2 separate regions of the Homo sapiens genome follow, and region 1 is linked to region 2. Evidence: read pairs that join two places in POLR2A ChIA-PET (ENCODE). Cell type or tissue: PC-9. All regions are shown on one strand. Each heading gives the region's core, and the rest is flanking DNA. Links, peaks and the distances in the headings are about the cores only. Region 1 holds the start of LINC00173 (long intergenic non-protein coding RNA 173). Region 2 overlaps TESC-AS1 (TESC antisense RNA 1).

The links. Peaks named below come from ENCODE experiments on the same cell type or tissue, not always from the same donor. Only the 100,000 strongest peaks of a DNase experiment are listed, where the experiment ranks them.
Region 1: POLR2A ChIA-PET joins it to region 2 with 5 read pairs; 1 of 35 experiments calls an interaction of 5 or more read pairs at or near these places.

Annotation. Positions count from the first base shown.
Region 1 is chr12:116,519,519-116,535,148 of GRCh38, forward strand. LINC02457 (long intergenic non-protein coding RNA 2457) reads left to right here. Exons shown (of 3, transcript XR_001749339.3): 3 at 1-2,396. It overlaps LINC00173 (long intergenic non-protein coding RNA 173), which reads left to right and starts at 13,917. Exons shown (of 3, transcript NR_027346.1): 1 at 13,917-14,098. RefSeq lists enhancers at 8,278-9,477, 15,292-15,630 and silencers at 13,728-13,929, 13,834-13,883. In PC-9, for the core only: no CTCF peak of the experiment used is centred there; DNase peaks (open chromatin) are centred at 8,693 and 9,723; H3K27ac peaks cover 1,649 bases.
Region 2 is chr12:117,121,867-117,137,496 of GRCh38, forward strand. All of the region lies in intron 2 of TESC-AS1 (TESC antisense RNA 1), which reads left to right. Among named protein-coding and RNA genes, the nearest start is that of TESC-AS1, 30 kb to the left of the region's middle. In PC-9, for the core only: no CTCF peak of the experiment used is centred there; a DNase peak (open chromatin) is centred at 8,465.

The DNA.
Region 1 (15,630 bases), core at 7,489-9,988, 600 kb before region 2:
AGGGTCTCTTTTCATACACCATAAAACAGAGACCCAGAGGCAGCTCGCAACTTGCTCAGGTCATGTATTAGTGAGCATCAGAGGCAGGCCAGGACCCCCAATTGCACAGGTCTAGGAAGCACCATTTCATCCAAGTCTATGTTGCATGCCAAAGAGTGTCACTGACAGAGAACACAGTGAGACCACTGCTACCGCCCTGGAGTTAGGCAGTGCAGCAGCTCTAGAGGACCTCAGCCAGGGTCTTCTGATAACCATTTACAGGCATATATGCAAAAAGCCCCACGGGGTGACAGAGGTAAGGAGTCCTGGAGGGGGATCAGAGAGGGATGCAATTGCCGAAGACTTGGATGCCTAAGCTTGCAAATGGAAGACTATTTCTAAATCATTTATTCATTCCACAGCTTCATAGGTGGAGGTGATTCATAGGTGGTTCCTATGTGAATTTCAGTTCCCCTTCCCCCCGACCTAGAGTAAAATCCACACTCTTATTTATTTATTTATTTATTTTGAGATGGAGTTTCACTCTGTTGCCCAGGCTGGAGTACAGTGGCATCTCGGCTCCCTGCCACGTCTGCCTCCCAGGTTCAAGCAATTCTCCTGCCTCAGCCTCCCAAGTACCTGGGATTACAGGTCACCACCACCGCGCCAAGCTAATTTTTTGATTTATACTAGAGACGGGGTTTCACCAAGTTGGCCAGGATGGTCTCGAACTCCTGACCTCAAGTGATCTGTCCACCTCGGCCTCCCAAAGCGCTGGGATTACAGGCATGAGCCACCGCACCTGGCCAAAATCCACACTCTTCATAGCGATCTCTGTGGCTCAGCAGGGACCCCTCCATGCCTCTCTGTCTCTCCTCTCTCTTGCCACTGCCTTTCTTGTTCATTACACTCCAGCAACCCTGACCTTCTGTCAGTTCCTAGCGCTTGCCAAGCTTTCCCCTCCCCAGGGCCTTTGCACTTGCTGTTCCTCCTGCCTTGGAAGATTCTAGCCCTGGCTGTTCCCAGGGCTGGCTCCGTCTCATCCTTCAGCTCTCATCTTGAATGTCACTTTCTCAGAGAGATCTTCTTTGACTTTATCTAAGAATATCCCTCCACTATTCTCTAGCCATCTGTTTCTTTTTAGCACGTATAACAATCTGTAACTGTTTTATGTCTTAATTTGCTTATGTATTTATTATCTATCTCTCCCTTGATCATAGAAAACATGGTAAAGATTGTAGCTACGGTGTCCTGTTCACCATTCTATCCCTAGCCCCTAGCACGTATTAAGGGTTCAATAATTGCAGACTGAATGACTGAAAGGCATGTTTGGAAGCAGAAGTATTCCTCGGCCACCACTTTATCTTACTTAGTGCAGTAATGCAATCAACATTTGGCTCCTGCTGTGATGCTACCCTGATCTCGGGCTGGTGAAAGCGTGACTCTCCAAGATGAGCCATCCAAGAAACCACATAGAAAAGATCAAGGTCCCATAACTTCAGCTTGGGGAAGCAAGAACAAATGTGGCATTCCTCACTTAAGAAAGAAGAGGCTGTGATGCTTGCTAAAAAAAAAAAAAACTTGTCAACTGGATCCATCATCAAAGGAAACTGCCCCATGGACAGTTTTATGACGTAGTCTGAAGCACAGGAAATGGGCGGCACGGGAGCATCGGGGGACTTTTAGAAGTTGTATTGCTTTCTTAAGAAAATGCTGCTGGCTTCTGGAACTGCAGTTTAATTAAATTCAGTTGGCTGGATACCTTCAAAGGCTGTTCCAGGTCTTCACCAGCCCTCACAGACGCAGGCATCTTCCGAGCAAATGTGTGAGCGAGAGAGCGGTGAAGCAGTCTCTGGCAAGACAAGGCAGGCATTCTCCAATCCTGGATCATCACACCCTGGCATGCGGCAGGGCAGGTGGCCAAGGACCTGAGCGTCCAGATCTTCCTCCACCCACCCCGCCCGGTCTCCATGTGTGACAATGGAGGGGAGACAATGCTGTCTTCATAGAGGTAGTGCAGAGATCAGGGCTATCAGAGGGGCCTGCAAAGGTGCACACAGACCCACTTTGGTCAATTTGTCAGCGGTGAAATCCGATGCAGGTTCTCCCAGGGTGACTCGCTGCCACCCCAGGGATGGAGTCTGCAGGTTTCTAGGGGCTGGTCCCCCAGGGAAGGAAGGTCTGAGGGCCACAGGAGCATTTTGGGAACTTGAGCTCTTCCAAACCAGTCTGTAACACAGAAGACGCTAGAAAGAACACTAACTGGGTCAGAGATGCAGTCCAGACACCATGGGGCATTCTGATTATCTTGATAAGATGTGAGCTCAAACATAGACCCTGTCAGATGAAATGTCTCAGAAAAGGCAATTTTCTGTTCAATCTAACTTTTAATTTAAAAAATAATAATAACAGGCAGGGCATGGTGCTTCACACCTGTGATCCCAGCACTTTGGGAGGCTGAGGTGGGAGGATCACCTGAGGTCAGGAGTTTGAGACCAGCCTGGCCAACATGGTGAAACCTTACCTCTACTAAAAATACAAAAAAAATAGCCAGGTATGGTGGCGCATGCCTGTAATCCCAGCTACTCGAGAGGCTGAGGCAGGAGAATTGCCTGAACCCAGGAGGTGGAGGTTGCAGTGAGCCAACATTGCACCACTGCACTCCAGCCTGGGCAACGGAGTGAGACTCCATCTCAAAAATAAAAATAAAAATAAAAAATAATAATAACAAGCAAAAATCTCACCCCCATTTCCCCACTTCCCAAAGAACTGAGAAAATAGCCTCTGGTCTCCAGGAAGACAAAACCAAACGCAAGTCCACCATCAGACTGAGCTGACCTTGGCTGTGCACCCGTGCAGAGCCCAGGACTATGCTAGGCGAGTTCACACCCTTGATCTCATTTGATTGTGTCGACAATGTTGAGAAAGAGATTTTGTTAAGCCCATCTTCCAGATGAGGAAATCGAGGCATGCCAAGGTAATTGTCACTCTCTCAAGATCACTCAGCTTGTAAGTAGCCAGAAGTATAAATTGAGATGATTTGAGATGCATTTGGCATTACTTTTTGGCAACATACTGCTATTGATTGTTGGCAGTTTGGGGTACTATGGATACAAGAGTTTTTTTTAAAAAATGCAGTCCCTGTCTTGAAAGAGCTCACTCTTTCTTTGACTTTTTTTGTTTGTTTGTTTTGTTTTTGTTGAGACAGGGTTTTGCTCTGTCCCCCAGGCTGGAATGCAGTGGCATGATCTCAGCTCACTGCAGCCTCCACTTCCCGGGCTCAAGCGATCCTCCCACCTCAGCTTCCCGAGTACCTGGGACTACAGGCATGCACCACCATGTCCAGCTAATGTTTGTACTTTTTGTAGAGACGGGATCTTGTCACGTTGCCCAGGCTGGTTTCAAACTCCTGGGCTCAAGTAATCCACCTGCCTCAGCCTCCCAAAGTGCTGGGATTACAGGTGTGAGCCACCGCACATGGCCTGTTTGACATTTATGATTGCATTTTACATATTGATGAATACATTTGTCTTGTTCCCTAATTTTGCTGCAAACTTCCAGAGTAGAGGCCTAGCCGGGCGCGGTGGCTCACGCCTGTAATTCTAGCACTTTGGGAGGCCGAGGTGGGTGGATCACGAGGTCAGGGGTTCAAGACCAGCCTGGCCAACATAGTGAAATCCTGTCTCCACTAAAAACACAAAACATTAGCTGGGTGTGGCAGCAGGCGCCTGTAATCCCAGCTACTTGGGAGGCTGAGGCAGGAGAACTGCTTGAACCCAGGAGGCAGAGGTTGCAGTGAGCAGAGATTGCACCACTGCACTCCACCCTGGGCAACAGTGTGAGACTCCGTCTCAAAAACAAAACAAAACAAAAAACAGAGTAGAGGCCTCACCTCAAAGTTTCCCAGGTACAGACCATAAATCCCTTGGGCAATTTGATAGAACTTTTTAGAATCGTGCTTTTCTTTCTTCTTTTCTTTTCTCCTCTCCTTCCTTTTTTTTTTCTTTTTTTTTTTTTGACAAAGTCTTGCTCTGTCTCCCAGGCTGGAGCGCGATGGTGTGATTTTGGCTCACTGCAACCTCCGTCTCCCAGGTTCAAGTGATTCTCCTGCCTCAGCCTCCTGGGTAGCTGGGATTACAGGCATGTGCCACCATGCCCAGCTAATTTTTGTATTTTTAGTAGTGGCAGGGGTTTCACCATGTTGGCCAGGCTGGTGTCGAACTCCTGACCTGATTGCCAAGGAAATCACTTAGACGGTAATAACGATACTGAAATATTAAAAACCAACGTTGTAAAATAGTAACAGGTAAGCTTATTTATTATCCACTAAGTAGCAAGATCTAACCCTGGTCTATCTACTACTGTAACTTCCAAGGAGTAAGGAGCACAACAATATTTTGATATATCTGCAGCAATTGATGGTGATACACACACATCTGTGATTTGTATGGGTGCCAAAGTCACAGGTACTGCTGATACCACGGCAGTTTGTCACTTACATTCCTAATAGAAGACAATGTTGCCATTTGATCAGAAGTTAGTGCAAAGCCAGGCACGGTGGCTCATGTCTGTAATCCCAGCACTTTGGGAAGCTGAGATGGGTGGATCACCTGAGGTCAGGACTTCGAGACCAGCCTGGCCAACATGATGAAACCCCATCTCTACTAAAAATACAAAAATTAGCCAGGTGTGGTAGCACGCACCTGTAATCCCAGCTACTTGGGAGGCTGAGGCAGGAGAATCACTTGAACCTGGGAGGTGGAGGTTGCAATGAGCTGAGATCGTGCCATTGCACTCTGGCCTGGGCAAAGAGTGAAACTGTCTCAAAAAAAAAAAAAAAAAAAGAGAAGTTAGTGCAAATAAAGATGTCATTTTTTTCCCGGGTTAAATTTATGGACCCCTGAATTCTACCTGTGCAAGGGTCCGAGGACTTCATGTTAGGGCTCCTGTTCATCGAGTGGCATTTCGCCCCAGTGTGCCCTTCTTACTAGCACCGAGGGCTGCTGAGCATCTCAGTAACCGAGCTGGGAAGGACGCGCCTTGGGTCTTAAATTTTCCATGATTGAGTGAATGGCTGCTCAGTTTTTCCATGTCATTGGGGAGGTTACGGGTATATGTCAAATTCCTGGTGGTGGCATTTGGGAATTGAGCCGTAAATGAAGGCTGGAGGGCAGAGTGGTCAAGGGCATATCACAGAGTCACAGGAGACCTAACTTCACATTCGGAACCCCCTGGCTATTTAGCTGTGTGTCCTTGGGCAGGTTAGGAATGGGTCAGGTCTCAGCTCTGTCACCTGTGCAATGGGGCTGAAGACCCTGCTCCTGGGTTTGCTGTGAGGACTCTGCGAGATAAGAGATGGAACATGTGGATACACCATTGGCATATGATGAGCACTCAACGTAAGGCGACTATTTGGCAACACCCCTTACTTCATTGTTTTATCTAGTACCTCTCTCCAAAGCTCGTGGAGTGCAACAGACAGCATTTGAGTTAGACCTTTGCAGATCGCTGCTGCTTTGTTCTCACTTGCAATCAGCTCACAGCTGGTAGCGTCCCCTCATGGGAGCTCTCAGAAAATTTGTCTCTTGCTCCCCATCCCCGGCCCCAACTTGAGTCATGCCCCAGGAATTTGGGAGAGGGCACCTTCAGCCAGTGGTGTGGCGATTTTTCCTTTCTTTCTCTTTCTCTCTTTTCTTTCTTCCTTCCTTCTCTTTTGTTCTTTTTCTCTCTTTCCTTCCCTTCCTTCCTCCCTCCCTCTTTCTTTCCTTCTTCCTTTTCTTTCTCTCTTTCTTTCTTTTCTTTTTCTTTCTTTCTCCTTCCATCCTTCTCTCTCCTTTCTCCCTTTCTTTTCCTTCCTTCTTTCCCTCCCTTCCTCTCTTTCTTTCCCTCCCTCCCTCAGTCCCTCCCCTCTATCCCTTCCCTCTTTCCCTCCCTCCCTCCCTCTCTTCCTTCCTTCCTTCCTTCTCTCTTTTTCTTTTCTTCTTTTCTCCCTTCCTTTCTTTCACCTTCTTTTTGTAATTGTGCCGAGTTGCTGAGTGAATCATTAAGGGAGCGAATTCCAAGTGCATGAGCGTCTCTGTGTTTCCCGGGACGGGTTTGGGCCAAGACAAACCTCTGTGATGCCAACAGCAGTTGCTTGAACAGTGGAGCTCAGAGCTGGCTTCCCGGCGCCGCTTGCAGGGGCTCTGTTTGAACTTTCTCCTCTCTCTTTCTACCTGGTGATTAAAGGAGCCACATGTAACTTTCTGCTTAGTCCTCTTTCTCCTTCTTTCCCGGTGCACACCCTGGGAAAGGCTCTGCGAAGTCCCACAGTGTTTCTTTAGGAGACTGGGCGGCCCCTTGATTTATGTTCACTTGGCAACGTAAAATTGAAATGGCCTGAGGACGCTGAATAACTGGAAAAGGGAGATGGAGAGGAGGCCTCTGGGTGTCTGATTCCATGTAGCTCATGCCTGGCCCTTCCCCCGTAGACCAGAGCCACGGACCTTGGAGTCCATGGGCAAAAGGAAAAGCAAATGAGGTGGCTGGAGTTGGAAAAAGAAGTCCAAAATTGTTCAGAGAAACTAGCATCATCTGTTTTTTCTGGGAGCCTGACGACTTTGTATTTTTTCCTCCTTCTTCCTTTCTCCTTCTCTGTCTTTTCTCTAGGGATCGCCTACCCATTTTGGATTTAATGCATAACCCATGGGGAAAAAGCAGAAATTTTAATCCCCAATCCGGCCCATGGTAGGGGCTCCATAAATGTTAGTTGAGTTAAATACTTTTTTATAAAAGAAGTTGGGGCCAGGCACGGTGGCTCATGCCTGTAATCCCAGCACTTTGGGAGGCCGAAGCAGGCAGATCACTTGAGGTCAGGAGTTCGACACCAGCCTGGCCAACATGGTGAAACCCCTGCCACAACTAAAAATACAAAAATTAGCCGGGTGTCATGGTGCACACCTGTAATCCCAGCTACATGGAGGCTGAGGTGGGAGGATAGTTTGAACGCAGGAGGCAGAGGTTGCAGTGAGCCAAGATCGTGGCACTGTACTCCAGCCTGGGTAACAGAGCAAGACTCTGTCTCAAATCATAATAATAATAAATAAAAGAAGTTGAAAGTCAACTTTTTTTGTTTGGTTCTGTGAAGTGTCTTGCCTGGGCCTGCAGAACCTGGGCTCATATCCCTCTGAAAGCACGGCTTGCATCCCATATAAACACTTGTGTCTGTTCTCAAATTACATTTTGAGCTATTTGAGGGCAGGGACTCTTCTTCCCTCCTTGACTCTTTCTTTCCACAAATATTTATTGAACACCTACTGTGTGCCATCATTATCTCCCTTCCACTCCACCCTAACTATTAGCATGTCTGTCTTTGAATGTTCGGGTCTCAGTGTTACATGAATAAATAAATGAATGGAAAAATGGAGTTTTAGGTGGGACTCCAGGAAGTGGACCAGGGTCTGAGGTTCTCCTGGAAGGCTTACATGTGGTTAACATCTTAGAATTGGGGCCAGGTGCAGCGGCTCAGGACTGTAATCCCAGTGCTTTGGGAGGTTGAGGCAGGAGGACTGCTTGAGGCAAGGAGTTTCAGACCAGCCTAGGCAACAGAGTGAGACTCTGTCCCTACAAAATTATAAAAATAAAATAAAATGAATTAGCCAGGCATGGTTATGTGTTCCTGTAGTCCCAGCTACTTGGGAGGCTGAGGTGGGAGGATGCCACGAGCCCAGGACTTCAAGGCTGCAGTGAGCTATGATTGTGCCCATGCACTCCAGCCTGTGTGACAAAGCAAGACCCTGTCTCTGGAAAAATAAAAAAAATCTTAGAATTGGGATGGAAGGCAACAGAGAGACAAGCTGGTCTCGGGTAGGAATAAGGACTGATAGTGATCAGTACCAACTTGGCTGCCATTTTGCCTTATGACTGGAAGATGTAACTCTTTGGACTGCGGTTGTTCTATCCCTAAAACGAGAGCAACCTCAAGATTTCTTGCAGATTTAGAGTTCTAGGATTCTCCAGAAACATTTACCCCTAAAACCAATAAAGTCAGATCCTTCCATAAAAGAATTATGACACCACCAGATTCGTCCCCTGCACTTTCTCTTCTTGGACTGTCTCTTCTTAGTCTCCCTTGGAACTGGATTTGTCTTTTCTTGTTCAAGAATCTATACTGGCTCCCAGTTGCCTATCATATCTAATGTGCCTTCCTCTCCTTGGCTTTCAAAAAATACACAGTCTGTGCACAGCCTACAAATCTCTCTGACATGCATCCCAGCACACAGCAGTGGAAATCCTCCATTCCAGCGAGGCTGTTTCCTCTCTGCCCCGACTTCCCTTCAGACCTTTACATGTGGTTCCCTCATGGAGTGCCCCTTCCTGTTCCTTTTATGATATCTCAATCCTCCTGATGTCATAAAGTTTCCAATTGGAGCCAAATTTAAGTTGGTTTTGAATAGAACATCCAAAACAAGGACTTACTCCAGGAAAAAAAAAATTTACTCATATTTCCAGACTCAAAACAAACTCTGTGATTCTCTTGGTTAATTTCCTTCCAGTCTTTTTTCTTTGGAGATCTGAGCAGAATTTTAAAGGAGGAACTCCACAACTTACATAGCCATCACCTTTGGTTGGTTGGACATGGAGGTTGCTTCTAATCTTTCACCGTAATCTACATGTCATGACGAACATCCTGTAACTAAATCTTTTTATATGTCTTTAATTATTTCCTTGGGCTAAATTCCTAACAGGTGAATCATCAGGATTAAAGGCTCTTTGATGATGGGGGTGTAGGGTTGGAGGAAGAGGAACCACGCTGTGATCTAAATCCTTCTGTGAGTCCATGGGGCACACTGAGTGAGAAAGTGACAACCTCCATCTTTTTCTTTGGGAACTGGCCGGTTGAGTGGGTGTCCCAGCACCTTTGCATCCCTGCCTATCATTTTTCTGCCCAACATCAAGTTTCTAAGACTTCTAGAAGGTTCTTCAAAGGCAATAGGTAATGGAAAATGAACAGCCAGCATAGCTTTAGTCAGTGGCAACATTTGCCATGCAGTGGCTGAGGATTCTGGAGCTGAGACTCTGCTGAGTCTGTCCCCTCCATTATCCCCACCCCCAAACACCCCCATCCCCCACTCTTGGGTTGATGGACTATGGCACTTGGACAGACACATGTGATTGACTGTGGTATTAAGAAAATATGTATGACACAATGTTTTTTAGCTTTTTCCAGAGATATTTATATCACACAAATGGCATGTTGGTTTCTTTTTTTTTTTTCCATCTCAACCACTAAGAATGAATAAATCAATTGTCTTAATCAGGCTAATGGAGAGTGCATGGGCTAGAAACATAGGTGGGAGGGGCTCTTCATCTGAGCCTGTTGCTCCATTAGCAGGGGTAGAGGGGCCTGGCAAAGTCCCGTCATTATCTCTGGGCCTCTGTTTCCCTGTCCTTGGGATGGGCATCTGACCACTCATGACTTTGCAGGATAAAGATTGTCAGAAGCATTTGGAGTTCCTTGGAAGAAAGTAGCTGCATGAATTTTTAATCCTCTATTTTCAGCTCTTTGGAGCCGTGTGTAGGAGCAGGGCTGTAAACACAGAGAACTCACCGCTACATTCTAGTTTATAAGGTTTTTGTCTCACACAATCCCACAGACCTGACCTTAAGAACAACTCAAAATGTGGGCGAAAAGCAGTTTGTTGTGGTCGTCGTTATCACATAAAAATTAATGGCTTGGCAAACACAAGGATCATCCTGTCACGCTGAGGTCATGTTTACACCAAGCAAATATATTTCAAGGTTCCTAGAGTTTCAGCAGCACTGCAAGGCAGAATCAACACAATTCCCAAGCAAGACTCAGAATCCGGTGCCAGATTCACCCTGGTTCCAGAGGGAGACATTAGTGAGTATTAATTCTGCAATTAGAATGCCATCCGTTTCCAAATTCCTTATGGCTGAAGCAGGTTTTTTTGTTTTTGAGACAGAGTTTTTGCTCTGTCGCCCAGGCTGGAGTGCAATGGTGCAATCTCGGCTCACTGCAACCTCCATCTCCCGGGTTCAAGTGATTCTCCTGCCTCAGCCTCCTGAGTAGCTGGGACTACAGGTGCCCACCATCACGCCCAGCTAATTTTTGTATTTTTAGTAGAGATGAGATTTCACCATGTTGGCCAGGCTGGTCTTGAACTCTTGACCTCAGGTGATCCACCCACCTTGGATTCCCAAAGTGCTAGGATTACAGGCATGAGCCACAGTGCCCAGCCTGAAGCAGGTTTTTTAGTTCCTAACTTATTGAGGCCTGCTAGTGCCACTGATCAGTGAAAAAAAGAAAAGGAAAATTCATAAGGTCATAGGATCCACACTTGGATCTCATTCATTGCTTATGCATTAATTCACCAAATATTTATTGAAGTGGGCCAGGGCCTGAGATTCTCCCCGAGGCTTACATGTGGTTAACATCTTAGAACTGGGGCTGGGTGCGGTGGCTCAGGCCTGTAATCCCAGTGCTTTGGGAGGTTGAGGCAGGAGGACTGCTTGAGGTTAGGAGTACCAGACCAGTCTGGGCAACATAGTGAGACTCCATCTCTACAAAAAAATTAAAATAAAAATAAATTAACCAAGCATGGTCGTGTGTTCCTGTAGTCCCAGCTACTTGGGAGGCTGAGGGGGGAAGATGTTATGAGCCCCGGAGGTCAAGGCTGCAGTAGCTATGATTGTGTCACTGCACTCCCCAAAGTCTCTACCAGGGACTGTGCTAAGTGCTGGGGACACAGTGGGTGGCAAAAGCAGAATGGTCCCTTCCTAGGGGAAGGCTGTAGTCAGGTCAAGAAGATGGACATTAATCAGTAATTGCAAAAGGAAATGTAAAATTACAACCAAATTCGGAGCTGTGAAAGGAAGGCTGGGGGACAGATCATTGTCAGAGGAGGATCTGAGGTAGCCTTGGGGTACAAGTGGACAGAACCCAGTGGGAGGATGGGAAGGAGGAAGGCACTGCGTAAGCCAAGGTCCATGGTAGGACGGAGGGGCAATTTGGGGATATGAAAGTCCAGAGTAGCAAGAAGGAAGGGGAGAGAAGTATAAGATGGATCTAGTCTATGGCCATATGGACCCTGAACTCACCCCATCTCATCTAAAAGATGGAGCTAGGCACACCCACTGGGATGGCAAACATTATTATTGTTACTATTATTTTGAGACAGAGTGTTGCTCTGTTGCCCAGGCTGGAGTGCAGTGGCACAATCTCGGCTCACTGCAATCTCCATCTCCCAGGGTCAAGCAAATTCTCCTGCCTCAGCCTCCCAAGTAGCTGGGACTACAGGCACACGCTACCACGCCCAGCTAATTTTTGTATTTTTAGTAAAGACGGGGCTTCACCATATTGGTCAAGCTGGTCTCGAACTCCTGACCTCAGGCAATCCACCCCGCTTGGCCTCCCAGAGTGCTGGGATTACAGGCGTGAGCCACTGTGCCCGGCGCAAACTTTTTTTTTTAACAGAAAATAACAAGTGTTGGTTGGCAAGGATGTAAAAAATTGGAGCCCTGGTGCACTGCTGGTGAAAATGTAAAATGGGCAGTCACTGAGGAAAATAGTGTGGCGGTTCTTTGACAAGCTAAACACAGAGTTACTGCAGAACCTAGCAGTTCCATTCCTAAGTATGTACCCCAAACAATTGAAAACAAAGGTTCAGGCCAGGCGCGGTGGCTCACACCTGTAATCCCAGCACTTTGGGAGGCCAAGGCAGGGGAATCAGGAGTTGAGGTCCTGACTGAGGTCAGGAGTTCGAGACCAGCCTGGCCAACGTGACAAAACCCCTTCTCTACCGAAAATACAAAAATTAGCCAGGCGTGATGGCGCACTCCTGTAATCCCAGCTACTCGGGGGGCTGAGGCAGGAGAATCGCTTGAACCCGGGAGGCAGAGGTTGCAGTGAGCCGAGATTGCGCCACTGAATTCCAGCCTGGGGAACAGAGGGAGACTCTGTCTCCAAAACATAAATAGATAGATAGATAAATAAACAAATAAATAAATGCAAATATTCAAATGAAAACTTACCCACAATTGTTCATAGAGCACTATTCACAATAGCCAAAAGGTGGAAACAACCCAAATGACCCCTAGCCAGTGAATGGATCAACAAAATGTGGTCCATCCAGGCAATGGAACAGCACTGAGCCATAAGAAGAAAGGAAGCACTGGCATGCGCTACAGCATGGATGAGCCTTGAACACATGATGCTGAGTGGGAGAAGCAGACACAAAGATTATATATCGTAGGATTCCACTTACATGAAATATCCAGAACAGGCAATCCATAGAGACAGAGAGCAGATTGGCAGCTGCCAGGGGCCAACGGGAGGGAAGAATGGGAAGTGACTGCTAATGGGTACCGAGATTCTGTTTGGGGTGATGGAAAACTTCTGGACCTGGCCAGGCATGGTGGCTCACCCCTGTAATCCCAGCAGTCTGGGAGGCCAAGGTGGGTGGATCACCTGAGGTCAGGAGTTCAAGACCAGCTTGGCCAACATGGTGAAACCCTGTCTCTACTAAAAATACAAAAATTAGCCAGGCGTGGTGGCAGGCACCTGTAATCCCAGCTACTCGGGAGGCTGAGGCAGGAGAATCACTTGAACCTGGGAGACAGAGGTTACAGTGAGCCAAGATCATGCCACTGCACTCCATCCTGGATGACAGAATGAGACTCTGCCTCCAAAAAACAAAACAAAACAAACAAATAAAAAAAAAAAAAAGATGGTGGCAGCTCACACCTGTAATCCCAGCAACTGGGGAAGCTAAGGCAAGAGGTGTGGCAGCTCACACCTGTAATCCCCAGCAACTGGGGAAGCTTGAGGCCAGGAGTTCAAGACTAGTCTGGGCAACATGATGAGATTTGATCTCTACAGAAATAAAAATAAAAATTAGCTGGGCATGGGGGCAAGCACCTGTGGTCCCAGCTACTCAAGAAGCTGAGGCAGGAGGATTGCTTGTGTCCAGGAATTCAAGGCTGCAGTGAGCTACGATCACACTGCTGCACTCCAGCCTGGGCAACAGAGGGAGACCATGTCTTTAAAAAAAAAAAAAAAAAAAAAAAAAAGATGGCGCTAGAGAGACAGTTGATACAGGGTATGGATGGTGACCATCATTGATCATCATGGCTGCTGGTGGGTAGTGGATGGGAGTGAGAACAGCATTAAGAGGAAGGCCAGTGATGAGGCGGGGACAGTGGTCCAGGAGGAAGATGCAGGTGGCCTGGACCAGGGGGCACACAGTGAGCCACGTGTGTCAGGCAAAACCAAGAGGGCTTAGTGAGGATCTGGATGCACAATCATTCAATATAGACTCAACTCTGCCCCTCCTATTCAGCACCTGTATGCACTTATGGATGGGAGGAGAGTGTTGGAGGGAGAAAGTATATGTTCTCATAGGGATGCTGAAGAACAGGTCAGAAGACCCCTGGCTTCAAATTTTGACTTTTTCATTGCCAGATCCCGAGAGAGTAACTTCGTTTCTTTGTGCCTGTGTTCCTTCCCCTGTAAAATCAAGGCCCCAACATGCACTTCATAGGTCGTTGTGAGACGGGGACAACAGCACCTGCCCTGGCTACCTCCTAGGGCTCTTGGGAGACCCAAATGAGTTGTTAATCCTTCAAGGACAACACAGATCACGTTGCTGGGCTGATGTCATTGCTTTTGGAAAGCAGGTCCCTTGAACAGATTCTCCCAAAGCAGTGACTTTAGGAACATCTCGAAGGCGACAGATTCCAGTTGTTAAGGCTACGATGAAATAGCAGAAGACTCTGGGAAGCAGCGTGCAACGAGTGGCAAAGGAGCCCCTAACGCTCTTTCTTCTGTGCTCGCCCCGCCCCCTCCGGCGTGGGCCCCGCCCCGACTAAGCCCCAGCCAGGCCCCGCCCCCGATGTTAGCGCAAGCCACGCCTCCTCAGCTCCCAGCCTTCTGGGTCCGAGGCTCCCACCTGCTCTAAGCGCTTGGTACCAGGGAGGGAATGGGAGGACGCTTGCGGGATAGGGAGGCGGGGGCTGGAAATTGGCAGGGTGAGAGCTGGGGAAACTAGTCTGGGACGCAGCCCTCCTTGTCCCCCTTCTTCATTCACCCCCTTGTTGAGGCCCTTGGCTTTTGCATAATGTAAGTACTTATTTAATGCGTGTGCTGGCTCGAGAGCTCTGCATTTGTCTTTCTGTCCTTCATATGCCAGTGTACCTCCGCCTTCTGTCTGTCTAGGTGGGAGCTCCTGGAGAGGAGGGTGCTTCCCAGCAGTTGCTGTTCGACCCCCAGCCCCGGGCCAAGGGCACAGAGAGAGAGACAGAGAGGCTGGGGCTGCAGTGGGGGTGGGGAGGTGGGAGCTGGGGCGGGGCGGAGGGAGCGAGGGGGAGGAATGAGAGCACCATATGACAGGCTTGTGGAACCACATCTGATGCCAACTTGGATGCTGTCCTTTTTCTCCAATAAAAGGAACTTTTCACTTGTTTTTCAGACACCCTTTAAAAAAATGTATTTAAAGAGGCTGGTTCCTATCCATCCGACTGGAGGCATCTCAGTGCAAGAGCAAAGCTAAGTCCTGCACACGCTCCTCCCCTCCTCCTCCTCCTTCTCCCCCCAGGTTTTCCCGAATGTATCTACTCCGGTTACAACTAGACGCGGCCCCTCCCCCACCTGCCTCCCCCCTTCCTTCCCTCGATCGTGGAGGGAGCGTTCTCTGTGCCTTCCCAAGTCCCCGTGGGGGACCTTCTATGTTGGAGTGGGGGGAGGGGGGGAGGGTCATATAACGAAGGCCAGAAAGAACAAATTAGATAATCAAAAGAATTATAGTAATTGCTTTCACTTTCCCCCGCCCGCTCAGCGGATTCCCTCCCCCGCCCCTCCCCTGGTTTTTCTGTCTGTCGGGAATACTCGGTCTTTCCGACCCCCTCCCCTCCCCCAGGTTCCTCCTCTCCTCTCCCCTTGCTCGCGCGTTCCCTCTCTTCCTCCGTTTTCTGGTGTGCTGGAACGTTCAGCGGAATATGATGAATGATCACCTGTCACAGCTTGTTTATTATAATGCAGGCAATCAATTACACATCCCCAATGCTGGCCGGCCCGCAGGAAATTTATATGCTCAGCACAAACCAATGTGAAAATGGAATCTCATTTGCCAAATGTCTTTCTCCCCGTACAGCACGATGATTACAGTCTGTGTTTGTTTCAACAGTCGTGTACAACTGACAGTGCCATCATTTACTGCCTGGCTCAGGTCACGTTACTCTAAGGCTTTATTTATGGTGTTACGAAGGGCAGCACAGGAAAAGGACAAGGGTGTCTGTCAGGGATGGCACTGTGTTAAAAAGTGGGCGTGCAAGGGCCGCATTCCCGGGCAGCCGCTGCAACCTCAGCCCCTGGGCCCTTACCTCCGCAGCCTCTCCCAGCATCCAGCTACCCAGACTCCAAGGCCCCAGGCGAGAGCCAGCTCTCGGTACCTGGAGCTCCACAGGTCCCAGAATCGGGGTGGATCAGAGTTCAAATTCTGGTTCTGCTACTGTCTAATTGCGTGCTGCAGGGACTCAATCTCTTCATCTGGGAAATGGGAGTAATAACCCTTGGCAGGAATGTTGCGATCCTCTGGGATGTCAGAGGTGTTGATGAATGTTAGTTCCCGGGACTTCGGAAAGAGGTCCCGTTGG
Region 2 (15,630 bases), core at 7,140-9,639:
TTGATATCTGCCATCAGCACAGTGACTATAATTAGGGCTCAGCTGAGGTCCTTGAAAAAAATCCATTCTTCCTTCCTGGCCAAGTAGCAATTTGCAGCGTTGTGTACTTGGTGGGCACCGCCAAGTTTCTCAGGATGGCACAGTGTATTCCTTAGTCAGAATCTTTAACCCCAGAAGGTTTAGCATTAAGTACAGAAAGGATGAAGTAATGCAAAGTCATAGCTTCCTTTTTTTTTTTTTTTTGGTCCTGTATTATATTGAAAAGTAATCTACGTATATTGGTATACTTTTCTATTTTAAGGGTTTGAAATGTTTAAGAGAATTTGGCATCGTCTAACAGAAAGGCCTTGTGATTCCAATTTCAAATGAATTGAGTAATCAGTTATGGCCAGATATTTTTGTAAATTGTGGTAAAATATACATAACATAAAACTGACCATCTTAACCATTTTCAAGTGTGCAGTTCGGTGGTAGTAAGTATATTCACATTGTTGTGTCAGCCAGATTTTAAGCTGGAAGTTATATGAGAACTTAATATTAAGTTTGTAAACAGAACACTACTCTTTAAGAGAACTTAAAATTTGCATATTTAAAGTTCAATTTATTAGATGTATAAAAATTCATAATGAAGTACTTAGGAAGGTTCTGAAAAGTGCTTAAGAAGAAATCAAATATATTAAATTCATTAGTATACTTAAAGTATTTAAGGGAATTTATTGAAGTGGCTTTAAAAAACCCTTTAAAAGGCTGGGCACGGTGGCTCATGCCTGGAATCCCAGCACTTTGGGAGGCCAAGGCGGGCGGATCACGAGGTCAGGAGATCGAGACCATCCTGGCTAACACGGTGAAACCCCGTCTCTACTAAAAATACAAAAAATTAGCCAGGTGTGGTGGCGGGCACCTGTAGTCCCAGCTACTCGGGAGGCTGAGGCAGGAGAATGGTGTGAACCCAGGAGGCGGAGCTTGCAGTGAGCCAAGATCACGCCACTGCATTCCAGCCTGGACGACAGAGTGAGACTCCATCTCAAAAATAAAATAAAAAATAAATAAATACATATTTTTAAAAAACTATAAAGTATCCCCTGAATAATCTTTCACAAAAGGCTTTGAGAGCTGAATGTGGTGGTGCTCACCTGTAGTCCCGGCTACTCCTGAAACTGAGGCAGGAGGATCATCTGAGCCCAGGAGGCCACCCTGGGCAACATAGTGTCCCTGTCATCAGATCCAGGGAATCCGGGCTTTGAGAATACCACCCTACGTGGAGGGGAAAGGGGCCTTGAAATCTCACTATAATTAGGGTTTACAATCTCACTATAATCTCATCAGCACTGTAGTTGGTTTTTTTAAATTTTTTTTTAAAAATGGAAAGCCATTAAGGCCACCAGTACCCCATGCTGACAAATCAAACCATTTGTATATAAAATACCTCATGACTGAGTGGTTCCCAGACTTGAGTGTGTCTCTCAGAAGCCCTTGGAGGACTTATTAAAATACATGTCACTGAGCTCCAGCACCGGAGCTTCTGATTCAGTGGGGCTGGGTTCAGAAATCTGCATTCCTGACGAGTTCTCAGGTGATTGCAGTTGGTCTAGGAAGAGACTTTGAGAAGCACTGTGCTAAACGCAGAGAGGTAGTGTGTTCCCACCATCATTCTCCGTTATCTGAGCTGCCTTTCTTTGGGCCTTGATTCCCCTATCTCTAACGTGAGAATAACATAGTAGCACTTACCCTGCGGGGCTGCTGGGAGGATGAGAGATATATATGTGAAGTGCCTGGCACGTGCTGGGCTCACTGTGTGTGGTAAATATGTGATATGGTTTGGCTGTGTCCCCACCAAAATCTCACCTTGAATTGCAATAATCCTTGTGTCGAGTGCAGGGCTGGGTGGAGATAATTGAATCATGAAGGCAGTTCCCCCACACTGCTCTCGTGATAGTGAATAAGTCTCATGAGATCTGATGGTTTTATAAATGGGAGTTCCCCTGCACAAGCTCTCTTTCCTGCTGCCATGTAAGACGTCCCTTTGCTCTTCCTTCATCTTCCACCATGATTGTGAGGCCTCCCTAGCCATATGGAACTGTGAGTCTATTAAACCTCTTTCCAAGTTACCCGGTCTCAGGTATGTCTTTATTAGCAGCATGAAACGGACTAATACAATATGACTCCATTACCGTTACATGCCCAACATGGCTACATAGCCTGGGTGTCTTTTATATGTTCCATGCACCTAGCATACTGCTATGCACTTGGTAGGAGCTCAAAAAATATGAATGTAGGTAGAGTGAGTTCCAGGCAAAGGAAACAGCCTGTGCAATGGCCCAGAGGCAGGAGGGTGTAGGGAAGTCAGGGAGCCTCTAACTTGTGGCAGAGGCAGAGTCTGTGTGCAGGAGGGTAATACACTGTGCTTAAAAGTTTGGACTTTGTTCTAAGGGCAACAGGAAGCCATCAAGCAAGGGAGTCATTCCAAGAGATACAGATTTTAGAAAAACCAGGTAGGAGGCAGGTGAACTTGCCAAGGCAAGAGACAGTGGTGGCTTGGACCAGGGTGGTGGCAGTGGGGAGGCACAGAGGTCCAGTGTGGTCCCTAGAGCAGGACAAGGTGATGGATGAACCTTGAAGGGTGAGAGAAGGGGTGAGCCCCAGGGCTCATTTTGATGAACGAGAAAGAGTTTTATCTGCATTCAGGAACTCAACGGACTCCCTTAGGGCATTTGCCAGAGTGTGAGGCCAAATAACTGATTTCCTTCCTAAGACCCTGCCAGTCTACTCAGTGAGTCAACCTCCTCCGGTGTTAGAAACAGCCACCAATGTAGAAATGGCAAGTTGCTCGCAACCTGGATGGTTCTAGGCCTACGTGGGCATAGCTGGTCCTGATCCATGGGCAGCAGGAGGAGAGTCCAGGTTTGGTCTACAAACAATAGCCCCAAGGCAGTATTTCTGAAGCCATGGCCCCTCTCCCAGCCTGCTGTGTTCTTGTGGATTGCTGGCACATTCCACCAAGGCAGTAAGGCATGGCCAAACACCTCATATCCCATCCTGAACCCCCACACCTCACTGGGCCACCAAGAGGCAGGGGCATTTTAATTTAAAATGAAAGGACAGCAGACCATCTCCAGGCAAACCAGTGGGCTCCAGACAGATACGAGGCTTCTGAAGCAGGGAGAGGGAAGTGAATCTTGAAAAGAATAGATCAAGGGGTTGGGAGGGGAGACACATCTCCCCCAGCCTTTGATCTGTGCAGCCCAGCAATGACAGAAGTAGTAACACAAGCTGGGAACACATTTTGCTTTCGTATGACTCACTCAAGAAAGGAAAATGGAAAATTACCACTCTCCTCTCTCTCTTTCCCAAATAGGAACAGGTGCTCTTCCTTGGTGGGGAAGAGCCTAGGTGTGCGACCTGCTGGCAGGATACCTGGGCCATCTCGTGCAGCCACTGGCTCCTTCCTCGCTCTCTTGGTGCTCCCTGTTCAACAGAGGCTTTTCCAGGCAGGGTGCAAACAGCCAGAGCTTAATGAGCTTTTAAGATTAGAGATGCTATTCGCCTGGGGTTGCTGTGCAGCCGAGACTGAGGGTGACTCATGCCGAATATATACTGCCTAGACAGTGACAATTCGCAGCATCTCTCACTACTAAACTACAAAATGTTGTTCCCTTGCTCTCCCTCACCCTGGGCCATCTGTTTGTCTCTATTACTGGTTACACAGTACTGTCAGGGGACTTCTGCCCCCTCCTACATGGCTCACTTCAGGGCTGCCACTCCACACATTACAAACCTACACATCTAAGACCCGGAACCAGCCCTTCTGTTCAGCAGCAACATGTCCACCCCCAGCTCCAAGCTGGGGAGCGAATTAAAGTGATTAACAAATGGTAAATGGTGCTCAACGATTTCAATGAGTAATTAAGAGAAAGAAATGGAAGACCCAGCTGCAGAGGAAATATTAGGTATTGATATATGACATTGTTATAAACTGTCACGACTGTCACCTGTCACGTCACCTGTCAGTCATGTCACATGTCACTGTCACCTGTTGTCTGTCACTGCCACCTGTTGCATGTCACCTATTACCTGAACCATCACCTGTTGTCACGTCACTGTCATGTCGCCTATCATGTCACATCACTCATCTGTCCTGACACCTGTCACCTGTCACATCACTAACGTCACGGGTCATTTGCATGTCCTTGGCATGCAACAAACATATCATGTCATTGGTATGTCACGTCATTGGCATGGCCATGTAGTAAGCACATCTTTAACATGTAAAAAGCAGGCCATCAGCATGCTTTTGCCATGGCTTCAACACATAAGCATGCCACATGTTCCTGACATGTAAGAGACATCCTTATTATGTAAGGGGTATGTCCTTAGCACGTGATGTACATGCCCTTAGCATGTACTGTGTATGTTCTTGCAACGTTCTGCCCTTGGCATGCAGTAAGCATGTCCTTAACATGTTTTAGGATGTCACCTGTCAAATGGCACTGTCACCTATCACATGTAATGTCACTGTCACGTTAGTCATGTCACCTGTCAAATGTCACATGTGACTCGTCACTGTCACACAGCACTGTCCTGAGTCACTGTCACATGTAATGTCACTGTCACATGTACCTGTCTCCTGCACTGTCATATGTCACTGTCACAAGTCACCTGTTAAATGTCACGACCTGTCATATGGTCACGTCACTGTCACATGTAATGTTGCTGTCATCTGTCACTGTCTCCTATCACTGTCATCTGTAACTGTCACATGTCACTGTCACCTGTCATGTCCTTAGCATTTCCTTACCATATTTTCAGCATGCAGTAAGCATATCAGCATGTAATAGGCATGTCCTTTGCACATCACATGTCACAGGCATGTTCAAATAGGCACATTCATGTCACATGTACTTGGCATGCACACGTCATAAATCCTTAGCATGTCACACATGTGCTTGGTGTATAATAAACATGCAACAGGCATGACCATGTTACAAGCACGTAATACAAATGTAGCATGTCAGTGGTGTGTAGGCATGACCATAGGATGCAATCAATGGGCATGTAATTGGCAGGTCCTATCATGTCAGTAGCACATAACAAGCATGCCCTTAGCATGTAATAGGTATGATCATAGTAAAAATAAGCCTGACAATACTATATAAAAGCATGTAACACACGTATGAGAATGCTACCATGTAATATGCATGACAGTGGCACGTAATTGCCACATGATAGGCATGCCTTAACGTGAGTGGCATGTAATGTGCATGCTAGTGTCATGTAAATAAGCGTGACCATAACATGCAATACGCTTGCTCTCACATGTCCTTGGTATGTAACTGGCATGTAAAAAGCATGCCTGTGGCATTATGAAGCATGCCTTAGCACATTGGTGTCACATCCTTGACATGTAATAGGCATCACCATAGCATACAATAGACATGTCTTCAAATGTCCCTAGCATACAACAGCCACGTCTTCAAATGTAGCTAGAATGCAATAGCCATGTCGGTGGCATGTAATAGGCATGACCATAGGATGCAATGGGTATGTACTTGCCATGTCCTGGCATGTCAGTAGCATGTAACAGGCGTGTCTTTAGGATGTAGTGGGTATGAGCACATAAAACAGGCATGGCCATAGTGTGTGATAAGCATGTGACATACATATTTTGTCAGCAGCGGTAACATAAATGATAGCCTGTCATTGGCACGTGATATGCATATCATCACGTCAGTGGCACATAAATATGCATGACAATCGCATGTAATAGGCATGTCTTCGCATATCCCTGGTATGTAAATGGCATGAGCATGGCACTAATAGCCATACATTCGTATGTTAGTGGCATATAAAAGACATGTTATAGGGACCCCAATAGCTATGCCTTCACGTTACTACCATGCAATAGGCATGTCAGTGGTGTGTAACATGCATGACAATACCATGTAATAGGTATACAATATCTTTGCAGGTCAGTGGCATGTAACAGGCATGACCATAGCATGTGATGGGCATACAAGTCATTTCTCTGTCAGTGACATGTAATAGGAATGACTATGGCATGTAATGGACATGTGGCACACATCTTAGCATGTCACCTGTTACCTGTTACTGTCACCTGTCACTGGACCTGTCACCAGTCATGCACTGTCACCTGTCACTGCCACCACTGTCATGTGTTACCTGTCACCATTCACATTATGGTTACCTGTCACTGTCACCAGTCACATCACTGTCACTGTCATGTCACATCACATGTCACTGTCACATCACCTGCCACATCACCACTGTCCATCACCTGTTACATATCACCCATCACCTGTCACATCTGTGACACCTGCCACATCACCTGTCACCTGTCACTGCCATGTCACTTATGTCACTGTCACATCACATGTCACTGTCACGTCACATTTCACTGTCATGTCACCTGTCACATCACCTGTCACATTTCCCTGTCACATATCACCTGTCACATCACCTGCTGTCACATCATCTGCCATGTCACTGTCACCTGTCAATGCCATGTCATCACCTGTCAAGTTAGTCACCTGTCACCTGTCACGTCATTGTCACCTGTCACGTCATTGTCACCTGTCACGTCATGTCACTCATCTGTCACTGTCAACCTGTCACCTGACTCATGCCACCTGTCAGTCACCTGTTACATGTCAATGTCACCTGTCATTGTCAACCTGTCACCTGTGACTCATCACCTGTTGTTACCCATCACTCTGACGTCACCTGTCTAATCTGTCACCTGTTCTGTCCTGTCACATTTTGCAAGAATGCTACATGTAGTTAGCATATTAGCTTGGTGCAATTCACAAGAATGCCTCCTGTACTAAGCATGTCACTGACATGTCACATGTCAGCATGTCATAAGTATTAAATGGCACATGGACGTCACTAGTATATTGCAAGTGTGTCATATGTTGCATGCATTTTTGCATGTCACATGTTGCAGGCATGTCGTGTATGTCATGCATGTCACATCATGTTGAAAGCCACATGTGGGTCACAAAGCACAACATGCATGTCATAAACATGTCACAGAGCACCTATGTCACAAACATGTCATGTTGCAGAAGTGACATGAAATGTGTCAAGATGACATGCTGCACGTCATATGCATGTTATGCCTTTCAGAATCATGCATACACACGTCATATGCACAACATAGGCTATATGGTACATGCACAACATATATATGTGATGTTACATGCAGAACATTTGCAATATACACGTTACATACATGCGTTATATACATATTACACAGAACATGTGCAATGTATATGCAGAACATAATACATGTATGACATGCAATATGTAATGTGTGTAGAACATGTGACATATACGTAATATAAATGCTATATGCACATTTATGTAATATGTGACATACACATGTGACATATGCATGGCATGTAACATGTTTAATGTGACTATATATGTAATGTGTGATGTTACATGCACATTTTATGTATGTATAATGTTATAGATACATGCTATGCATAACATAATGCTATATTTTACACATTACATGTACATAACATGTATGTTACACAACATATACGTTCTATTGTTACACGTGTATATACATATACATATACATGTGTATAATATATACATGATATATGTTACATATAAATGTTATGTGTCACACATCTATGTTAGCTGTTGATAAATACAAACACACGTATATATATGAGTCACCATCTTGAGAAACCAAGAATTCAACAGGCGATCCTCTGAAGATTTTTGCCTGTCAGCTTCTAATTCCTTCAAAGGCAAAATGATAGTATTCACACGAATAAACCATGCTGACACAATGGCACAAAGTTTGCCCTGAGCTTACCCCTCTGAGTTTCACAACTCAACCAAACTCTACCTGCTGCAACTCTGTCATAAGCAAGATCACTGAAAACCATAGACATCTCTACAGGGGAGGACTGCCTTCTTCTAGCTGTTTCCAGGGAGATGAGGATTAAAGCAAACTCAACCAGGGGAGTTGTAAAAAGCAGCTTGGGTTTTGGAGTCAGGCTGAGCTGGGTTGTGATCTGGGCCTTGTTATTCAGTAGCTGTGCTGTCTTTTGTTTTGTTTTTGAGACGGAGTCTCACTCTGTTGCCCAGGCTTGAGTGCAGGGGTGCAATCTCAGCTCACTGCAACCTCTGCCTCCTGGGTCCAAGCAATTCTCCTGCCTTAGCCTCCTGAGTAGCTGGGATTACAGGTACACACCACCACGCCTGGCTAATTTTTGTATTTTTAGTAGAGATGGGGTTTCACCATGTTAAGCTGTGCTGCCTTGGGCAAGTTACTCAACTTCTCTGGGCCCTGGTTTCCTCAGTTGTAAAGTGGAGAATTCCAGGTATATGCGGCTGGCACAGAAGAAGGGGTCAGAACAGCATGAGCTTTACACAGAGTGGAATGTTTTGTGCTTTTTGGCAAAGGGTGTCCTGTCACAGGAAGGTAAAGGTGACTTCATCTAACATTCCAGAAGGGTTTGCCTGCTGATTATGTCAGCGGCTCCAGCTCAGGCAGGAGCAGGGTATGAATGCTGACCTTGGGAGGTGGTAACTGACATGCCTCTGAGGTCTGTGGGAAAGAACAGCAAGGCTTTCCCTACAGCAGAAGCCTCATTGGAATGACAGACCCAAGCAAATGGGGTTGGATGAGCTCCTTGTTCCCCCAAGCTGCTATGGTCTAAATGGCTACTCCATGACACCTTGGCCACCTCGATTCCAAGTCACTCACCACCTGAATGGGATTATTTCACACTTGAGAGGAGAGTTACATTTGGTTCTGAAGCTGCCGATGGTGTTTTCCACATTTTGGGATATGGGTCCTGAAGGCAGGGCAGACACACCATTGTAGAGACCTGTGGCCCCAAGCTGAGCCAGCCACACAAGCCGAGAGAGCACTGGCCCAACTGGAGTCAAATGTGAATGAGCTAAGCTGAAGGTTTCAGGAACAGTCTCAGGTAAGCCCCAGCACACAGTATCTCCAGCCCTTATAAGACTCTGATCTCTCAAGACGGATGCCTTAAAGTCTCTATAATCTGGAGGCTCTTGGAGGAGTGTGATGTCTCTGTTTCTGTTATCCAGCGCTCAGAAAAAACAAAGCTCCTTGAGTCCAGAAGTGGGAGGATGGTGTTCAACAGCATTCAACAGGGCATGACAAGAGACATAGCTGGCTGGCTTTCTTTTCTCTTTTTTTTTTTTTTCGAGACAGTCTCACTCTGTCACTCAGGCTGGAGGGCAGTGGCACGATCTCGGCTCACTGCAACCTCCACTTCCTGGGTTCAAGCGATTATCCAGCCTCAGCCTCCCGAGTAGCTGGGACCACAAGGTGCGGGCCACCACACCCAGCTACTTTTTGTATTTTTTTGTAGAGAGGGGGTTTTGCCATGTTGCCTAGGCTGGTCTTAAAACTCCTGAGCTCAAAAAGATCCACTCAAAGTGGGTGGATTAAAGGCATGAGCCACCGCACCTGGCCTTGGCTTGCTCCTTATAAGAAATAGCTGTTGGCACTCATACCAATGGCTACACATCCTCAGTGGGCTGAGAGGGGCAGAAGCTTAAAGGAGGCTTAGGGGTGAGAGCATGGACATTTCAATGCATTCGTACAGCACTGGCTCATTCACACCATGAGGCAGGCGCAGAAGAGAGACTGTTATGTTCTTTGCAGATGATGTTGCTGAGTACAATCCTGTCCCATATAGAAATAAATCACAGCCCCCAGAGCGAACTTAGAGGGGCTTTTTTTTTTTTTTTTGAGACAGAGTCTCACTCTGTCGCTCAGGCTGGAGTGCAGTGGCGCGATCTCAGCTCACTGCAGCCTCTGCCTCCCAGGTTCCAGCAATTCTCCTGCCTCAGCCTCCTGGGTAGCTGGGATTACAGGCGCAAGATGCCACGCCCGGCTAATTTTTGTATTTTTTAAGTAGAGATGGGGTTTCACCATGTTGGCCAAGCTGGTCTTGAACTCCTGACCTCAGGTGATCCGCCCGCCTCGACTTCCCAAAGTGCTGGGATTACAGGCGTGAGCCACCGCGCCCAACCGATGGGCTATTCTTACACCTCAGCCCAAATCATTTATCTTAGCCATTGCAGTTTGTTGAGTCAAGGTCTTAGATACCATTAATTTAAAAAGTAAGCCCCAGCATGCTGGCTCACACCTGTAATCCCAGCATTGTGGGAGGCCAAGGTGAGAAGATTGCTTGAGCCCAGGAATTTGAGACCAGCCTGGGCAACATAGAGAGATCTTGTCTCTACAATAAATAAATAAAAATTAGCTAAGCGAGGTGGCAGGCACCTGTAGTCCCAGGTACTTGGCAGGCTGAGGTGGAAGGATCACTTGAGCCCAGGAGTTCAAGGTTGTAATGAGCTATGATCATGCCACTGTACTCCAGCCTGGGCAACAGAGTAAGACTCTCTCTGTCTCTTTTTTTTTTTTTTTTGAGATGGAGTCTCACTCTGTCTCCCAGGCTGGAGTCAAGTGGCGCGATCTCGGCTCACTGCAAGCTCTGCCTCCTGGGTTCACACCATTCTCCTGCCTCAGCCTCCCAAGTAGCTGGGACTACAGGCGCCGGCCACCATGCCCAGCTAATTTTTTTTTTTTTTTGTATTTTTTAGTAGAGACGGGGTTTCACCGTGTTAGCCAGGATGGTCTCGATCTCCTGACCTCGTGATCTGCCCGCCCTCGGCCTCCCAGAGTGCTGGGATTACAGGCATGAGCCACTGCGCCTGGCCAACTCTGTCTCTTAAAGAAAAATAAAGTAAGGAAACCGCAAGATTGTGTATGGGCCTTTATAAGTGAACTCTGCCATCCCCCTAGTCTGCCCAACTCTGTGAGGGTAGAGGATAAAGGAGCCAGTACTGACCTAAGGAAGACAGGGACGAAACGCTGATTCCGCGGGCTCCCACTGAACTTTGATTAAAAAGGATGATGCCCCTCCCTGTTAAAGCAAAGGATTTAAAGACATTGTTTCCAGCTGGGCGCAGGGGCTCATGCCTGTAATCCCAGCACTTTGGGAAGCCAAGGCAGGAGGACTACTTGAGCCCAGGAGTTTGAGACTAGCCTGGGCAACATGGCGAAACCCCATCTCTACTAAAAATACAAAAAATTAGCCGGGCATGGTGGTGCGTGCCAGTAGTCTCAGCTACTTGGGAGGCTGAGATGGGAGAATCACCTGAGCCAGAGAAGTCAAGGCTGCAATGAGCCAAGATTGCACCACCACACTCCAACCTGGGCAAGAGAACAAGACCCTATCTCAAATTAAAAAAAAAAATTTGTTTCTACCAAATTTTATATCTGTAGCAAGAGAACATTTTGGAACCCCAGCTTACCTGCAACAGCAGATATTTTGTCAGGCAGTTGCAGGGTTTGCCTTGGGCAAATGGATTTAGCGTTGAGTGATTTTTAGCTGTCTTTTCCTTTTTTTTCTTTTCTTTCTTTCTTTTTTTTTTTTTTTTGAGACAGAGTTTTGCTCGTTGCCCAGGCTGGAGTGCAATGGTACGATCTCGGTTCACTGCAACCTCTGCCTCCCGGGTTCAAGTGATTCTCCTGCCTCAACCTCCCAAGTAGCTGGGGATTACAGGCATGCGGCACCACACCTGGCTAATTTTGTATTTTTAGTGCAGGTGGGGTTTCACCATGTTGGTCAGGCTGGTCTCGAACTCCTGACCTCAGGTGATCCACCTGCCTCGGTCTCCCAAAGTGCTGGGATTACAGGCATGAGCCACTGTGCCCGGCCTTACCTGCCTTTTTCTTTGACAGCTTCTACCCTATTGATTTCAGCTATGAACACGGTGGTATTCAGAAAATTGAAGTGCTGTAAGGTTCTATGATAAAACTGGTTGATCCTCAACATCCAATTTCGTCTTATTTAGGATGCACTTTTTGCATCACTATTTTCTTAGGTATGATTGATACTGTGCTTAGGTAGGGAAGTGCCCCTGTTCTTAGGAGATGCATGCTGAAATATGTAGGAAGAAGTTTCAAGCTGCTTGAGACATTTTTGAATGGTTCAGGGAAAAAGCACACATACACTAAGAGGGAGATAAAACAGAACAACTGCTGAGTCTTGGTGGGTATCTTGGTTTCCACTACACTATTTTTTTTCAATGTTTTGATGTTGCTTAGACGTCTATTAAAAGAGCACTGTTTAAATGAACTTTACAGTAGGGGTGAGGACACTACAGCCTGTGAGCCTAACCCAATCCACGGCCTGGCTCTGGACATAAAGGTTTAAGGAACTCGCTCGTATTGCCTGTGGCTGCTTTCCCGCTACAATGGCAGAGCTGAGTCACTGCAACAGAAACCATATGGCCCGCAAAGCCCAAAATACGCACTGTCTGGCCCTTTACAGAAAAAGTGTGCCAACCCCGGCTTCAGAGGAAATCGTATTTTCAGAAGCAACTTCCTTCAGAAGTCTTTGTAGGCTTAGAATAGGTTTCCCCCAAACTTCAAGAGCACACGTTACTGAGATGGTGAAGGATAACATTTCCTCGCTTTCCTTCTACAAAGTAAATGTGATTGACAAGAGACAGTGCTGTAACTGGCCAGGAGGCTGCCATGTACAGTTAGTGAGAAAGAAATAACAAAGCTTGGCAGGGCATGGTGTCTCACGTCTGTAATCCTAGCACTTTGGGAGGCTGAGGCTGGTGAATCACTTGAGCCCAGGAGTTTGAGACCAGCCTGGGAAACACGGCGAAACCCCATGTTTACAAAAAAAAAAAAAATTTAAAAAGTAGCTGGGCATGGTGGCACATGCCTGTGGTCCCAGCTCCTCAGGAGGATGAGGCAGGAGGATCACTTCAACCCAGGAGTTTGAGGCTTCAGTGAGGCTTGATGGTGCCACTGCATTCCTGCTGGGGTGACAGAGCAAGACCCTGTCTCAAAAAAAATAAATAAAAATAAAAATAAAATAAAATAAATAATAAAAGAACAGGCTTTGAATCATTAAAGGATGATATTGTTAGCAAGACATTTTCTGTAGGACAAGAGAACCCTACACAGAAAGCAATCTGGGGCAACAGAAACACCCCTGTGGTCAAAGCCAAAGGCCCAGGCTGGGACCCAGTTCTCAGACATTGGCCAATCAAGTCACTTAACCTCTCTGGGCCTTCTTACTTGTACATGTAACATATCAGGAATGGATGCTCTAGCAGTTGATGGTTAAAGGGCTTTCAAATTCTCTAATCTTTTTTTTGTCTCGCTCTGCCACCTAGGCTGGAGTGCAGTGGTGTGATCATGGCTCACCGTGCCTCAAACTCCTGGGCTCGAGCGATCCTCCCTCCTGCCTCTGCTCCTGAATAGCTGGGATTACAGGTGGCTGCCACCACACCGCCTAATTTTAAAATATTTTTTGTAGAGATGGGGGTCTCACTATATTGCCCAGTCTAGTCTCAAACTCTTGGCCTCAAGAGAACCACTCGCTTCGGCCTCCCACAGCATTGGAGTTACAGGTGTGAGTCACCATGCCTGGCCCAGTTCTCTAATTTTGTGGCAACTATCGAGTAAATAGTTCCATACAAAAGTAGTCATTACTGCCAGGTGCGGTGGCTTATGCCTATAATCCCAGCACTTTGGAAGGCTGAGGCAGGTGGATCACATGAGGTGAGGACTTCAAGACCAGCCTGGCCAACGTGGTGAAACCCCATCTCTACTAAAAATACAAAAATTAGCCTGGCATGGTGGCACACGCCTGTAATCCCAGCTACTCAGGAGGCTGAGCAGGAATATCGCTTGAACCCAGGAGGCGGAGGTTGCAGTGAGCCGAGATCATGTCACTACACTCCAGCCTGGGTGACAGGGCAAGACTCTGTCTCAAAACAAACAAACAAAAAAAGTAGTCATTACCTAGGATGTCTTGTAATGCATTTTCTTTTTTTTTTTTTTTTTTTGAGATGGAGTCTCGCTTTGTCTCCCAGGCTGGAGTGCAATGGCACGATCTTGACTCACTGCAACCTCTGCCTCCTGGGTTCAAGCGATTCTCCTTGCCTCACCCTCCCCAGTAGCTGGGATTACAGGCGCCTGCCACCATGCCTGGCTAATTTTTTGTATTTTTACTAGAGACGGGGTTTCACCATGTTGGCCAGGCTGGTCTCGAACTCCTGACCTCAGGCGATCTGCCCGCTTCCGCCTCCCAAACTGCTGAGATTACAGGCGTGAGCAACCATACCTGACCTTATTTTTAGTAACAGATTTTAGGAGATCTGGGGTGGGTCAAGTCAATATAATAAGCAAAGATTACATATCAAAAAAAGTCTTTGGAACATACATTTTAGCCCTTATAAGTGACAGAAATGTACTTCTGCATTTACTACAGCTCCTGGCACCAAGAAAGGTGGGTACATTAAAAGGCACTGAAAGATAAGATACCAATGGTCAACCAGTGAGCAAGAACAGAGAGCAGCTGTTCCCAATACTACTGCTCAGGTGGAGCTTGCGTTTTCAAAGGGGTAATATCGCCCCCAAGGGGGAGTGAAAAAAAGTATGTGTATTTATGCTTTTAATGTATAAAGCATATATATATATATATATATATATATATATATATATATATATATATATATACACATATATAGTACATAAGCAGTTGTAGTTTATCTTTGGCATTAACATTTCATGGAGCTGTGCACAGTAGCTCAAGCCTGTAATCCCAGCACTTTGGGAGGCCGAGGTGGGCAGATCACTTGAGATCAGGAGTTCGAGACCAGCCTGGCCAACATAGCGAAACCCCGTCTTTACTAAAAGTAGAAAAATTAGGCCAGGCGCAGTGGCTCATGCCTGTAACCTAGCACACTTTGGGAGGCTGAGTTGGGTGGATCACCCGAGGTCAGGAGTTCGAGACCAGCCTGGCCAACATGGCGAAACCCTGTCTCTACTACAAATACAAAAATTAGCCAGGTGTAGTGGTGTGTGCCTGTAATCCTAGCTACTCAGGAAGCTGAGACAGGAGAATCGCTTGAACCCAGGAGGCGGAGGTTGCAATGAGCCAAGATCGTGCCACTGCACTCCAGCCTGGGCAACAGAGCAAGACTCCATCTCAAAAAAAAAAAAAAAAAAAGGAAAAGAAAAATTAGTTAGGCATGGTGGTGCACACCTGTAATCCCAGCTACTCAGGAGTCTGAGGTAAGAGAATCAAATGAACCCAGAAAACGGAGGCTGCAGTGAGCCAAGATTGTGCCATGGCACTCCAGCCTGGGCGACAGAGCAAGAATCCATCTGAAAAAAATAATAAAATTAAATTAAAAATTTAAAAAAATCATTTCATGGAGGGCTCACAGCAGCACTATTCACAATAGTTAAAAAGTGGAAATAGCTCTAATGTCCATCAGTAACTTAATAGATAAACAAAATGTGGGCTGAGGCAGGCAGATTGCTTGGGCCCAGGAGTTCCAGATCAGCCCGGGCAACATAAAGAAACCCCATCTCTACAAAACAAGCAAACAAACAAACAAATAAAAAACCAAAACAAAATTAGCTGGGCATGGTGGTGCACACCAGTGGTCCCAGCTACTCGGGAGGCTGACGTGGGAGATCACCTGAGCCCGGGAGGTGGAAGTTGCAGTGAGGCAGAGGCTGCAGTCATGTGCCACTGCACTCCAGCCTGGGCCACAATTTTTATTTCAAAA